2 separate regions of the Homo sapiens genome follow, and region 1 is linked to region 2. A link is a contact called in ENCODE Hi-C data. All regions are on one chromosome and are shown on one strand. The core of a region is the stretch at or near the end of the contact, and the rest is flanking DNA. Distances in the headings are between cores, read along the strand shown. Region 1 holds the start of SLC12A8 (solute carrier family 12 member 8). Region 2 overlaps ITGB5 (integrin subunit beta 5).

The links. Hi-C counts contacts between places; a loop is a spot of excess contacts on that map. Pooled maps may share reads with other maps.
Region 1: a map with no recorded cell type shows a loop between it and region 2 (1.9-fold over the local background). The contact joins two enhancer-like sites. A Hi-C loop is called at or near these places in 6 of 37 single-sample maps with no recorded cell type and 4 of 50 pooled maps.

Annotation. Positions count from the first base shown.
Region 1 is chr3:125,206,153-125,212,972 of GRCh38, reverse strand. It overlaps SLC12A8 (solute carrier family 12 member 8), which reads left to right and starts at 225. Exons shown (of 14, transcript NM_024628.6): 1 at 225-273; 2 at 1,579-1,674. The coding sequence starts at 1,624. RefSeq lists silencers at 144-293, 334-553, 564-613 and an enhancer at 505-1,104. Within about 2 kb of position 5,317, at least 4 of the 41 ENCODE cell types and tissues checked have a DNase peak (open chromatin) inside an H3K27ac peak, as active enhancers do.
Region 2 is chr3:124,833,343-124,839,942 of GRCh38, reverse strand. All of the region lies in intron 5 of ITGB5 (integrin subunit beta 5), which reads left to right. Among named protein-coding and RNA genes, the nearest start is that of ITGB5, 51 kb to the left of the region's middle. RefSeq lists a silencer at 4,207-4,501 and enhancers at 4,464-4,673, 4,914-5,003, 5,368-5,867. Within about 2 kb of position 2,067, at least 29 of the 41 ENCODE cell types and tissues checked have a DNase peak (open chromatin) inside an H3K27ac peak, as active enhancers do.

The DNA of each region.
Region 1 (6,820 bases), core at 4,068-6,567, 370 kb before region 2:
TTGCGGCCCCTACTCCCTGTTTTCCCCCAGCCCTGCCCCTACCCAGGTGAATGTTCTTGTCCAGGTAGGCGCGAAGGCCCGACCCTTGCGGAGGGAAAGCCTCTGCAGCGCCTCCTCGCCACCTGGGCCCGAGACTCCCGGTGCTGGCGTGGCAGGGGTGCCCCCGCCGGGACGGGACAGCTGGGACCCGCGCAGCCGAGCCGGGGCAGCCACGTGGCGGCGGGGCGGGGACCGGGCGGGCCGGGCGCTGGGAGCTGGCTGTCCCAGGAGCAGGTGAGGGCGGAAGGGCTGTGGGGGGTGGAGAGGGTGGTCTCGGGACAGTTCCTCTCCCCGGCCCGCAGTTAGGAGCCAGGCCTGGGGTCACCTTTGCCCCCACCTCCCCGCCCAGGTGGATCCTCTCCTACCGCCGGTCACCCGCGCGCCGGCACACGGGCCTGGCCCCAGTACTTGGGGTGCGGGTCCGCGTCTGCGTGGGGTGCCAAGGGGCCCGGGTCCCAGCGTGGCCCAAACGTGAGGGTAGGGGCTCCGCGGAGGAGCCAGGTGAATGTGGGCGGAGGCCTGCGGGGCGGCCTGCGGAGGCCGCGGGGCGGCGGGAAGGGCGAGCGGAGGCCTGGGGTCCCTTGCTCTGTGCGGCGCGGGCAGCCGGGGACACCCGGGTGCTCTGGCTCCCTACCTGTCACCCGGCTTTTGGCAGGACTGCAGCCCACCAAGTCCCCCAGCCTTCCCAGCTTCCCACTGGGCTAACCCTCCTCTCCCAACCCCCCACTCAGTGCTCCGGGCGCCTTCCCTCCTCGCCAGCGCTGGCTGCTGTCCTTAGTCGCCTTCTTCCCAGGAAGATCAGCTCTAACCCTCCCCCTCGCTCTCTTCCTCCCCCTTCCTCCTTCTACCAAAGGGTCCTGAGCCCCGTCTACCTTGCAGCACTGTGCTGGGGAGAGGCGCCACACAGATCAAGGGGACAAACTCCCTCCTCCCCTCAAGGAAAGCCAGGTCCAGCGCGAAGGGGAGGGTGCCTGGGGGTGGGTTGAGGAGCTGCCCTAGTCCTGTCCAGCCTTTTCTCACTCACCCTCTTCAATCTCCTACCCTTCTCCGGCCCTGCTCCAGAAGGGCCCCAAAACAGCCTCCTCATGGCCCCTCTCCCCTCTGCTCAGGGCGCAGCTACATTCACTCACCACCTGCAGCCAGGTCTAGTGCGTCATGATGCCCTCCTCCTGGAGAGAGGGGTTCACGAGGCACTTGAGGGTGGGAGAGGAGTGTGACTCTGTGTCCTCAAGGGCTGGGCAGCAGGGCAGCTGGCTCTGACCCTCACGTATTTAAGGAGCTCAGGGAAGGAGAGAGCTGGGAGTGCCTGAGGTTCTAGGGCAGCAAGGTTTGAGCACAGGTGGGCACTGAAGGACCAGCGGGATCTACCTGGGTACCAAAAAGGTAACCCGGCCAAGTTTCCAGATGAGGTAGACAAGGTTTCTTCCTCAGCCAGGGCCTCGCCTGGTAGTTTGAACAATTCTAGTAGAGAGAAAGGATGGACAACAAGGGGAGAGGAGAGGAGAAGCCAGCCTGACCAAGGATGCTGTTACCTTCCAGAGCAGTCTCCCTGTCCAGATCACCAGGATCCCTGCTTGCTGGAGAATGACCCAGATGTCCCAGGTGCAGGAGCTCTTCCATGAGGCAGCCCAGCAGGTAGGCTCAGGATGTGCCAGGGTCTGTGATGGAGGCCTGTGAGCACGGGGATCCCCAGACAGTGGGCTGGATGCAAACATTACAGCGCACCCTTTAGATGTAATTAACTCCAAAGTCTATTTTGGTCATCCAGTTCAATGAGAAAATATTATAGCCAAAATATTATAGCCATTATTAACTGTTCATATACAGAAAACCTTTGGCATTATTTGTGGTGGATTTTGAATCCTGGGATCCCCCACAACTCCAAACTCCATCCTGAGAGGTCTTCCACAGACAGTCACAGTGAGGACTCAGATAATATGAACTCATTTTAATTCTGAATCAAACCAATGTAAGAAGGTAAATTTATTTCTGAAAAAACTCTTATGTTCTGAAGCCAAAAGGATTTCTGAATGCCCTGGTGTTTGCTATTTTTTTTTCTTCTTTTTTCTTTATCTTCTCCCTGCTGATCATTAGTTACATGCATTCTGTAGATATGGAATTGAAGTGGCTCTACCCAGAAATGGAGAGCTGATCCCTTAAGAAATAATAATAATAATAAACCATACTAAAGTGTTTATCCAGAAACTATGTGCACCCAGGGTCTTTGCCATCCATGATCACTCAACATGAAGTTTTCACCATCCCTTGGGTTTCTTTCCTGCTTCTAGAGAGTGGCAGGAGGGTTTCCCAGCCTTGTAACAGGGGGACAAGCCCCATCAGAGGGGAGAGAATCAACAATGAACAAGAAACCCAGACAGAAAATGTGAGGCCCAGGAATTCCCAAAGGAGAGACAAATAAGACATTCTGAGATCTCCCCTGTGATGGCATCTGTTCCTCTCTCCCCTGTTTAAAACCTTCAGTGTCTCCTCATGTGCACCACTCAGGGCTCAAACTCTTCAGCCTCAGCCCTATACAGTCTGACCCCACCTGAGTCTCAAGTCGAGTTCCCCACATCTTCTTCTTCCTGCCACACCTTCCAGCTGAACCACACCATTCCCCAGAGCTTATATCTTTCCCTTGATCTTTGCTGATGCTTCTTATCAACAATTTGTCACTGAAACCTTCACCCAAGTATTTAAGTGGTATTTAAGTATTTAAATTGGTATTTAAGTGGACAGTAAATTTTAGTTGATTGATCACATGAACAAACAACAGAAAACCACAATGCAAGTTAAATTGTCATAAGTGCCCTAAGAGAGAGTTGATTTCTAAAATGTGATGGATACAATGACCTCTGTGTTGCCTCCTTCTCCCTTAATAGCTAAACATCGAAGGATTGGACATGGCCCAATGCCCAATTTTAAGGCCTTTGGTGTTCATGATTTAGAAATCCATCCTTTCTTTCTCTCTCCCTCCCCTGCACTGTCTTGTTAAGGTACCATTTCTTGATTGGATGATTCATACTCTCCTAAGTTCTTTTTCCACATTGCTACTAAAGTGATGCTTTTATGAAGCATAGATCTGTGCATTTGACCCCTCTGCTTAAATTCCTTCAATAGCTTCTCACTGCCTTCAGAATTCAGCTCAGACTCCTCATCTTGGCCGCCAGGGCCCTCCGTGATGGTTAACTCACCCCTTCTGTTCCACAGCATCCTGTGTCACTGCACTTACCATGTAGCATTGAAATGAGCTGCTTCTTTTCTGTCTCCCTTAAAGCTGTGAACTTAAATTCAGGGGCATGTCTTATTTATTTTTGTATCCCCAATACCTGGCATGGTGTGTTGTGTATAGAAGTTGCCCCATCAGTGTTGGTTCTACTGAACTGAACTTACCTGGCTAGGAATTGGGTGAGTTGCCATTTGCATTAAGTCTTAAAGTAATGGTGGAAGTGGAACATATGGTGGACTTGGGAAGCATATTCCAGGTGGGAGGGTGAGAAAATGATAATAGCTACCAATTAGTGGGCACTTACTGTATACTGAGCACTTAATATGCATTACCTCATTTATCTCCACTACAACATTCTGAAGTTGATATGATTATTTTGGTTTGACACAAGAATAACTGTAGCACTGTAAAGCCAGGCATGTTTGATGCCAAGTCCCAAGCTTTCATCCTTTTTGCTATGTGCCTCCTGCTCCAAATGGTATAAGCAAAGCCACCCAGATGGCAAATTAAGGACCTCTGCGTGGGAACAGAGAGTAAGTTAGGTGGCTAAAATGCTGGAAGCTGAACTCTAGGAGTGGCTAGCCCTCAAGAAATTTCCTGGGAACCTTTGAACAATTTTATTCCAGTCTTGGGGATCAGAAATTCTGCTAGGAGCTTTGGGGCCTGCAGAACACAAGATTAGGAGGCAGTGCCCAGTGGGAAGACAGGCTAGTGGGTGTCATGCCACCTTCAGTCTTGACCTGCTCTTCTCTTGGTCACGGTGATTAGAAAGTGGCTCACAGGAAGTTTGGCAAGGGTGGGGACACTTGGAAGTTAGGTGGAGGGTGAATGAATGGACTCTTGGTTTGGCTTTAATCATTTTAGGACCAGATAGGGTAGCTCTCTCTCTCTCTCTCTCTCTCTCTCTCTCTCTGTGTGTGTGTGTGTGTGTGTGTGTGTGTGTGTGTGTGTGTGTGTAGATTGGTCAGTAATAAGTGAACCAGCTGGGAAGGAGCTGTAGATCTGAGTGTTAATGGTGTGGTGGTCGAGGGTGCATGTGCTGCCTGGGTCAAGTCCTGGCTCTAATACTTTGTGACCTTGAACAAGTTTCGTAACCTCACTAAGCCTCCGTTTCCTCACCTACAAAATGACTGCCCAGTGATTGAAACTACCATAGAGAATGAAGACAATTAAAAGAGATAATTTGTGTAAATATTTGGTATAGTGCTTGGTTCCTGGTCAGCATTCAGCTTATATTATATAAATGGCTAATAATTAAACTAAGGGGAGTATGTATTTAATCCAGGGGGTAGTGGTATAAATGAGCAGAAGGATCCATTGGCAAATCAATGCATGACTCAGCACAGCTGAGTCAGGCAGAAGACATAAGGCAGGAGTCTCAAACCCAAAATCATACCTTGGGCCAACACCAGAATGTGGGACATTGTTCCAGACAACCTGCTGGGTGGGCAGTCTATTGAGGATGATGTGTGCTTTCTAGGCCTGGGTGAGTCTGGAGTGGTTTGGGAATGTGAGTGTGTGTTTGGAGACCCACCGAACTTCTGGCAGGCCAAGCCTTGTTCCAGGGGCCTCTGTCTGGAGGCACTTTGTGTGCTCTGGTGGTAGACTCAAACCTGGGTTCTGGGTTTCCCATTCTGACTGTGCTGCTGGATAGGCTGGGCCCTTGGGCAAGTTACCCACAGGCTCCCAGTCTATTTCCACAACTATGTGATGGGGTGAGTGGACCTGATTCTCAGGGTTTTTATGAGATTAAAGGAGATGCCATATGTGGAAGGGTCTGGGCCAGTGCCTCTCTCATGACAAGCACTAAGTAAAATGCTCATTTGATGATTGGATGAAGCCGATCGCACACAGAAGCCCAGCGGAGTAGGCTGTGAAACTTGGGGCTTGAAAACTAAGAAAGAAACAGCCAGTGCAGAGGGAGGTGAACAGAAGGCTAATGAGCCATGATTGGGTGCTTGTCTGTGCCAGGTACTGGACAGACAGGACTGTGACGATCTGGGTGTTTCAGGAAGACTGCGTTGGCAGGAGAAAGCAGGTAGCCTGAGACAAAAACAGATGGCAAGCTGACAAGCTGTGTGGAGGTCTGAAGTCCTGCAGAATCTCATGCTCTTAGCGTTGGGAATAGGGAGAAAACTCGGTTTCATTTACCAGGTGTTTATTGAATGACAGTTCTTGCCAGGATCCCCAGTTCCTGCTGGATATACTAAAACAAGTACAAAACCAACAGCAATCTCCTAGTTCTTATGGAATAAGAAGTGCCTCCAGCTAGCCTGAGGCTTTTGTCTTTCTTCTCTCAGGGTTGGAGGGTCTCAACAGGAACTTAAAAGGGAAGCTGGCCTGAGAATAAGTCACCAAAAACCAATATAACTAGTACACTGGATTCATGCTTTTCTGCATTCTGCTCTACCACAGAGACTTGAAGTGTAGCACTAGTGGGTCCATGTGGACCCTTTTCTAGGAGGTCTGCAGGCCAAAGTCTGGCTAATTATTCTAGAAAAAACCCGCTGCAGGCCGTGGGAGCAGGCTCCCCGTCAGAACCATTGTGACTGGCCCAAGCACAGGAGGAGGAGTTTCCAGGTCGCTGAGACCTGCCTGGGTTCTGACTCTGCTCCGTCTTCTTGTACAGCGTCCCAGCTCTTTCCCTTCTGTGTCCTCTCCTCTCTTGCTCTCTCATGGTTTGTATCTGTGTCCCCACCAAATCTTATGTTTAATTGTAATTCCCAGTGTTGGAGGTAGGGCCTGGTGGGAGATGATTCCATCCTGGGGGTGGTTTCTCACCAATGGTTTAGCACCATTCCCTCGATGCTGTTCTGATAGTGAGTGAGTGAGTTCTCATGAAATCTGGTTGTTTAAAAGTGTGCAGCACCTCCCAGGACCTCTTGCTCCTGCTCTGGTGACATAAGATGCCTGCCTCGCCTTTGCCTTCCACCATGATTGAAAGTTTCCTGAGGCCTCCCTGGAAGCAGAAGCTGCTATGCTTCCCGTACAGCCTGTGGAACCATAAGCCAATTAAACCTCTTTTCTTTATAAATTACCCAGTCTCAAGTATTTCTTTATAGCAATGCACGTACGGACTAATACACACTTTTTCTCTGTCTTTTCCTCTTCAATTAGATGGCTTACCTGAGTTAGCTTGGTGTGGTAAGATAGAGCCTGGTCAAGTTTTGGGGCAATGGTGAATAGAGAAGTGGCACTGGCAAGAGAGGTAGATAGAAATAGAACCAAACAATCAAGACATGGAGGAGTCCTCAGAGATCTTCTGGCCTAGTCCATTTGCTTGTCGTGTCAAGAAGCAAGCCCAGAGACTTGAGTTCCAGCAATAGTGGGTCCAGGAGGACGTAAATATTGAGTGACTTGCCCAGAGCAAGGTTAGAAGGCAGAACCAGGTTAGAAGCAAGGCTACTGGCCCCAGAACACAGCCCTGAGTTGACCCTGACATATCCAATTTTGAGTATGGGTGTCAGGCTTCATTGCAAAAGCTTGGCTCATATTTTCTGAGTGCTCATTAGCCAGTGTATGGTTAAGAACTGACTTTTATTTTTACTATGC
Region 2 (6,600 bases), core at 818-3,317:
GAGTCTGTGGGCCCCTCCTGGAGAAGAAGGTAGCAGTGGCTTCCTATCCAGGAAGGCTGCAGTGTGGCCTCTTCCCAGCTACTGGCCAGAGCCAAATTGTTTGATTCAGAAGTCCCTGGTGTCTCTTAGCAGTCTGAGAGAGACACATGGAAACATGGTTAGAATGTATTCAGTCCTGAACCTTTCAAATGTTTCACAAAATAGTTTATGAATTTGATTCAGAAAGAAAAATTATATTTTTGACTGACTTTCAGATATTGACTATAGGAGGCGTTTTCTCCACAGACATTCAGCCAAATTCTGCTTCTTGGTAGGGAAAAAAATAGTGCAGAGAAGACATAGGATCCCCCTCATCTCCCCACCTTGAGGATTTTATGGATTTTCTTTTTTTGGAGAGAGAAATTCATCTTTCTCTGGAGAAAGAACCCAATTACAGGCCTAAGCAGTGTCTGAGTATATTTTATTCAATTAGATGAATTGAAAGGGCATGATTGATCACTTGGACCACAGTGGTCTTTGAGAAGCCATTTGATCCAGTCTATGTCTATGGAACCTTCCTGTGCCATCCCTGATGGATGAAATCTTCAACCCTTTGAAAACACAGTATTTCAAGACTCAAGCATTTCAGAGGCGATGCTAGCAGATTTTCTCAGTTCATTGTCTGGACCTGGTGAATTATTGTTGACGGAGAGGCACTTTGTGAGCAAGTTTCAGGCTTATACCTGTTGAAATTTGCTCTTTATTCCTCACCACGACCTTTGCAAAAGGGAATACCTGGAAAGTTAATGATTGCTCAGAATTATGCAGCCAATGTGCCTCCAGCATCTCTCTTTGCCTTTTCTTTTCCATTGTGCTGTCAGTTTATGTTCAGGTGCATACTAAGCAATTTATTTCTCACTTGACATCACCTACTTATAAAACATGTCATCCTTCCTGGCTCACCACAGCCTTATGGTGACAAAAAATTGGAAGTAGTTTATGGACTACTTTTGGATGAAAGACTACGCAACAGTCATACTACTTAAAATATTTAATGACTTGAGGCTGGGCGCGGTGGCTCACGCCTGTAATCCTAGCACTTTGAGAGGCTGAGGCGGGCAGATCATGAGGTCAGGAGATCGAGACCATCCTGGCTAACGCGGTGAAACCCCGTCTCTACTAAAAATACAAAAAATTAGCCGGGCGTGGTGGCAGGCGCCTGTAGTCCCAGCTACTCGGGAGGCTGAGGCAGGAGAATGGTGTGAACCCCGGAGGCGGAGCTTTCAGTGAACCGAGATCATGCCACTGCACTCCAGCCTGGGCAACAGAGCAAGACTCTGTCTCAAAAAAAAAAAAATTTTAATGACTTGAATAATATGTAAGGTATTAGTATCAGATGGCTTTAATAGTAACTTTGCTCTCTCTTGGCTCCCTCTTCTAGGAAAAATTGTCCTTAGGGAAGATACAACCCAATGTTTTATGTTTTAAGAATTTCCAGAATAATATGTAAGATAAATTAAGATTGGCATGGGAAGCAGGTTATAAAACAATATGGACAGTATACTTCTGTTTTGCAAACAAAAGAAAGAAAAAATGTGGAAAAGATTGGAAATGGAACAAAATGGTAACAGTGGTTGTCTCAGGTGACAAGATTATATTTTTCTGATAGGTGATAGGCTTATTTTCTTCTTTGGCTTTTTGTTTAATATTTACCTAAATTTCCACAGTGAATAAGTATGATTTCTTTTTTTTTTTTTTTATTCTGGAACAGTTTCAGAATAAAGAATAGTGAAATGAAACCCCATGTACTCATTGTTCGTCTTTAATGATTACTAACTCATGACCAGTCTTGTTGCATTTGTATTCCCAACCACACCCATATTTGAAGCAGATCTTGGCTATCATTTGTAAGTCCTAAGTATCCCTTACTTTGTTTACTGAATGCTGTGTCTCCTCCTGATCTGGCCAGATTAAAGGCCCTTCCACTGAATCCTGCAAACAGTGGAACAGAGGGAGAAGGCCTGGAATCTTGTGCAGTTGGCTCTGTGCGTCATAGGGGCTGGAGTTGGCCAGGCAATTCCCCGGCAGCGCTGCACGCTCTACTTCCCCTGACCCTGTGCCCTGGAGATGGAGCTGATAACAGGCCTATCTCCCAGCGCCACAGGGAGCTCTTTGTCCTGGTTTTATTCTCACTCTGGTTTTATTCTCATTCTTGTTTCCCTGAATGGACTGTTAGTTATCAACTTGTGGGATTTAGGGGTATGGAATATTCACATGTCTGACTTTAAATCCACCTCTGTGGCCTGCTCTTGAAAGATGTTCTTTGCAAAAAGAAGGAAACTACCTGTTTCTATTTAGGATTCATTCCATTTATGATAAGGACCCTGTTTCTATGAATGGAGGTTTTGAGTTGCTTTATTTATCCCCTGCAGGTCACATTGCTGTGAGAGGCCATCTAACAGCATCCACAGCTAAGGGATGCTTCTGTCGTCAAGGCGGGCATTTTTTCTAATGCACTGTTCCTGGCTGGGTTGGAGTTGGAGAATGCCACTGCCTGTAATTTCTTATCTTTACCCAGAGCCTATGATTGAACCTGTTTATACTTTTTTATGGTCAGAATAATGGTTTCTCTGCCAGGACCTTCTAGAAGTTGACTCTAAGTTGTTTGTTCTGAAATTGTGCAGGCGGAAGTGTGATGTGTGGTTCAGACTGGAAATATGGCTGCTTTCCTCTTCTCTCAAAACAGGGCACGCCCTTGGCCTAGGGAGGACAGAGGGTGAGCAGTTGCCTGGAAGCTCTGGGTCCCAAGTTGTCAGTTATCACTTTGCTCTTCTTCATGGCTCTCAGGTTAAAGAAGTTACTTGTACATTTGAGCTTGGCTGGGTACATGCTGGCTGCACAGTATTCTATGTGCTGCTTTTTTTCGTCAGCCAGAAAATAAATCAGTGCAACCCAATGCGTTTCCCTGTTTGTCTCCACTGCTAGAGCCCTGGCACTTATCCTTTGTATTCTTTAGACAGAGTTTCTGTTTTAATCCTGATTCTTTTAATTTTGCCTGTGTTCAATTTTTAAAGCATTTATTTCCTCTCAAAAATAGTTGGATGAGTAAGTCTTAAAGCAAACAAGGTAAATTTATGTATTGAATAAAATTTTTTTGGCAGGAATTGAGACCTTTATTCTTCCCTGGCCAGAATATCTTATCTAAAATGAAGACCACAGCCTCAGAGGAGCCGTGATTCTTGTTGGAGGATCCTTACCAGAATCCTACAGTATATTGGTAGGACTCTGATAAGGGTTGTTCCCATTTTACAGGGGTGGAAACTGAGTATCACAGGGACTAATTGCATTTAGTAAGGAGTAGAACCAGAATGTGAACCAGTTCTGTTGATTTGAAATTCTGTGCCCTTTTTATTACTCAGTGACTGTGTGCTCTGGGAAGTAACAATAATGCACTATTGAGTAAGGGGCACTGCATTTATTTATTTAAAACAATTTTTTTTTCTTTTTCTTTTTTTTTTGAAAGGAGATCTCATTCTATCGCCCAGGCTGGAGTGCTGTGGTGTTATCATGGCTCACTGCAACCTTGCCCAGCTAATTTTTTTGTATTTTTAGTAAAGACATGGTTTGTCCATGTTGGCCAGGCTGGTCTTGAACTTCTGGGCTCAAGTGATCTGCCCACCTCAGCCTCCCAAAATGCTGGGATTATAGGTGTGAGCCACTGCACACAGCCTGTTGAATTTTTTTTTTTTTAATAATACATTCCAAACCTAGGAAGGCACTGAATTTAGAGTCATGTTTTCCTTACTCAAGCTCTGCCTCTTCTGTTATCGGCTGCCTCCATGGAAGCCAGTTGACTTCTCCAGGCCTCAGAGAGCACATCTGGGAGATGCAGGGAGGCATGGGACTGGAGGGAGGTGCTCCAGGTTGCCTTCCATCTGTGCCAGCCAGTGCCACTTCTCGCAGAGGACTTGGTCACAGCCCTGTCTCCTTTGCTCAAGGCCTTTGATTTTGCTTTTTTGTCTCTTCTGGCTCAGGCTTAAGCCTCAGACCCAGTAGAGGCTGCTGCAGACACCTGTAAAATGTGGAAAATTCCCCAGTCCCAGAGTCAGGCACAACTTTGTCAGGGTTTCCTCTTGCTCCCTCCCAGCTCCCAGTTCCTGCAGAATTGACTCGCTTTCTTTTGACTTATTGCCTGATTTCTTTTAGACCTCAGACTTGTGTCACTTTTCCAAGCATGAGTTGAGAAATACAGGAAATTGCCTTTCTTTCCTCAAGGAAGGCATCCCCCCACTCCTCAAACCTCTGCACCACCTGAAGAGAGGGACCCGCCACATGTTCTGCTTCCCAGCTGTCTGCGTTGTCTGTCTCAGCATGTGTGAGCTGCTTCTGCTAGCAGATCGCACCACAGGTTTCCGGGGCTTGATCCAGCGCCAGGCTGCCTGCTCTTCCTGTGCTGCCGTGTCTTTGGGGAAGCACCATTAAAGTATTGGATTTCTCTGGGCATTGCGCATGCAGGTGTGCAGACCCTCTGCCCTGTAGGGTTGTTGTCAGACAGGTGTGGCGCAGCTTCCCCTTGGCTTTCTATGTGGCAGACGGCAGTGGTTTCATGTGCACTTCTGAATCCTTCTACTGTTTTGGTCTCTGAGGCGACATCCCAAGTGCAGGACTCCGTGGTTTCCTGGCTCTGCCTTCTGCTGTGAGCTGTGTTGTGGGCTCCGCAGCCCCACCGACAGCTGCTGTTCTGGGTTGAGCGGTGGGAACTGGCTGAGTCATAACTCAGTATCGTGAACAGGGCACGTGGGAGAGTTTGCGTTTCTTTTTGCCCTCTAGTGTAAACAAGTCACGTGCCTGCCTTGCACCTGTGCTTAGGAGGTGTCTACACGTGCTGGTGGCTCCCTTCACTGACCAAGGCAGGGAATAATCATCCTGGGGAAAGGGTAGGAGGCCCCTTTGATGGCTGGGGCTCTGTTTTCATACCAGGTGAGAATGTCAATTTTTTATTTTAAGTCAGAGGCTCCTTCTTGCTTGGAATGTCCACTGAGCAAAGATGAAAGGAGACAGGAATTTGCTCTTGGGCTCCTGTTGCAAGGCTCTCTGCCTGTGGCCTCTACCTGTGGCCTCTGCATTCCAGCCACAGTGACCTGGAGTGCGTTACTCTGACTCAGGCAAGGCCTTTGCATGTGTTGTTTCCTCTGTTTGGATACTCCATTCCTGTATTCCTGGTTTTCTTTGATACTACTTCCCTGTATTCCTGGTTTGCTTGCTTGCTTCCTTCCTTCCTTCTTTCCTCCCTCCCCTCCCTCCCCTTCCTCCTGTCCGTCCTTCCCTCCCTCCCTCCCTCCCCATCCTTCCCTTCTCTCTCTCTCTTTCCTTCCTTCTTTCCTTCCTTCCTTCCTCCCTCCCTCCCCCCGCTCCCTCCCCTCCCTCCCCTTCCTCGCCTCCCTCCTTCCTTCCCTCCTCTCCCTCCCTCCCTTCCCATCCTTCCCTTCTTTCTCTCTCTCTTTCCTTCCTTCCTTCCTTCTTTCTTTCTTTGTTTCCTTCTTTCTTTCTTTCTTTCAGTAGATTTTATTTTTTATAGCAGTTTTAGGTTCATAGCAAAAATGAATAGAAAATAAAGAATTCCCACAACTTCCCTCTGACCACTGCGCACACAACCTCCCCCACCATCAGCATTCCACATCAGTGTGGTATATTTGTTACAATCAGTGACCCAGTCAGTGTTGACACATCATTATCAACCAGAGTCCATAGTTCACATTAGGGTTCACTCTTGGTTTGTACAGTTCTGTGGGTTTTAACAAATGTACGACAACAGGTAGCCACCATTAAATATCACACAGAGTAGCTTCCCTGCCCCGGAAGTCCCTGTGCTCCACTTGTCCATTCCTGCTTCCTCCCCCGGAATCTGTTTTCCTTTTAATGTCTAACCTGTGCCTGTTTGTGTTTCAGATTTCAGCTTCACTGTCTGTTTGTCAGAGAAGCCCTCCCTGGTGGACTTCCCTGAGTAGGTCAGGATGCCCTGGCTCCAGGCAAGCCCTTAATCACTTCTGTCCTAGTTATCATCTTATTTTTATTTATTTGAAGCATTCCTGGAATGCCTGCCTCCCTTTGAGATAGTAAACTCCCTGAAGGCAGGGACTATGTCTTTTTTCTTATGACTATATTCCCAGCACCAGACACTGCTGGGCACATAACAGATGCTTGTTAAACATCTGGGAACAAAGGCTTCATTCTCACAGGTGCCTTTATGCTTCTGAAGTTCAGGAATACCAGGTTCTTCTGGCCCCAAGCTTGTCCCATCCTGGATGGGACTTCCACCCTCCCATCCACCAGGCTGCCTCCATGGAATTTACAGTGCTTCATGCAAATTCATTAAAGCAGAACCAGAAGTACTATTACTTGGTAATACTTTTCCATTCAGAAAGCATTTATTGGCTGTCCAATAAATGCTCAGTGGCAGGTATGGTGGAGAAAATTAAAGATAGATGAGAAGTCTCTATCCTCTGGGATTTGATTTGAGCCTGCAGATCCATTAGAAGGGAAATAAAACAACCTGTTTGGAAACATTAGATTGAACCATATAAAATTATTGATATTTATTGATGATATTTGTTATTTGCC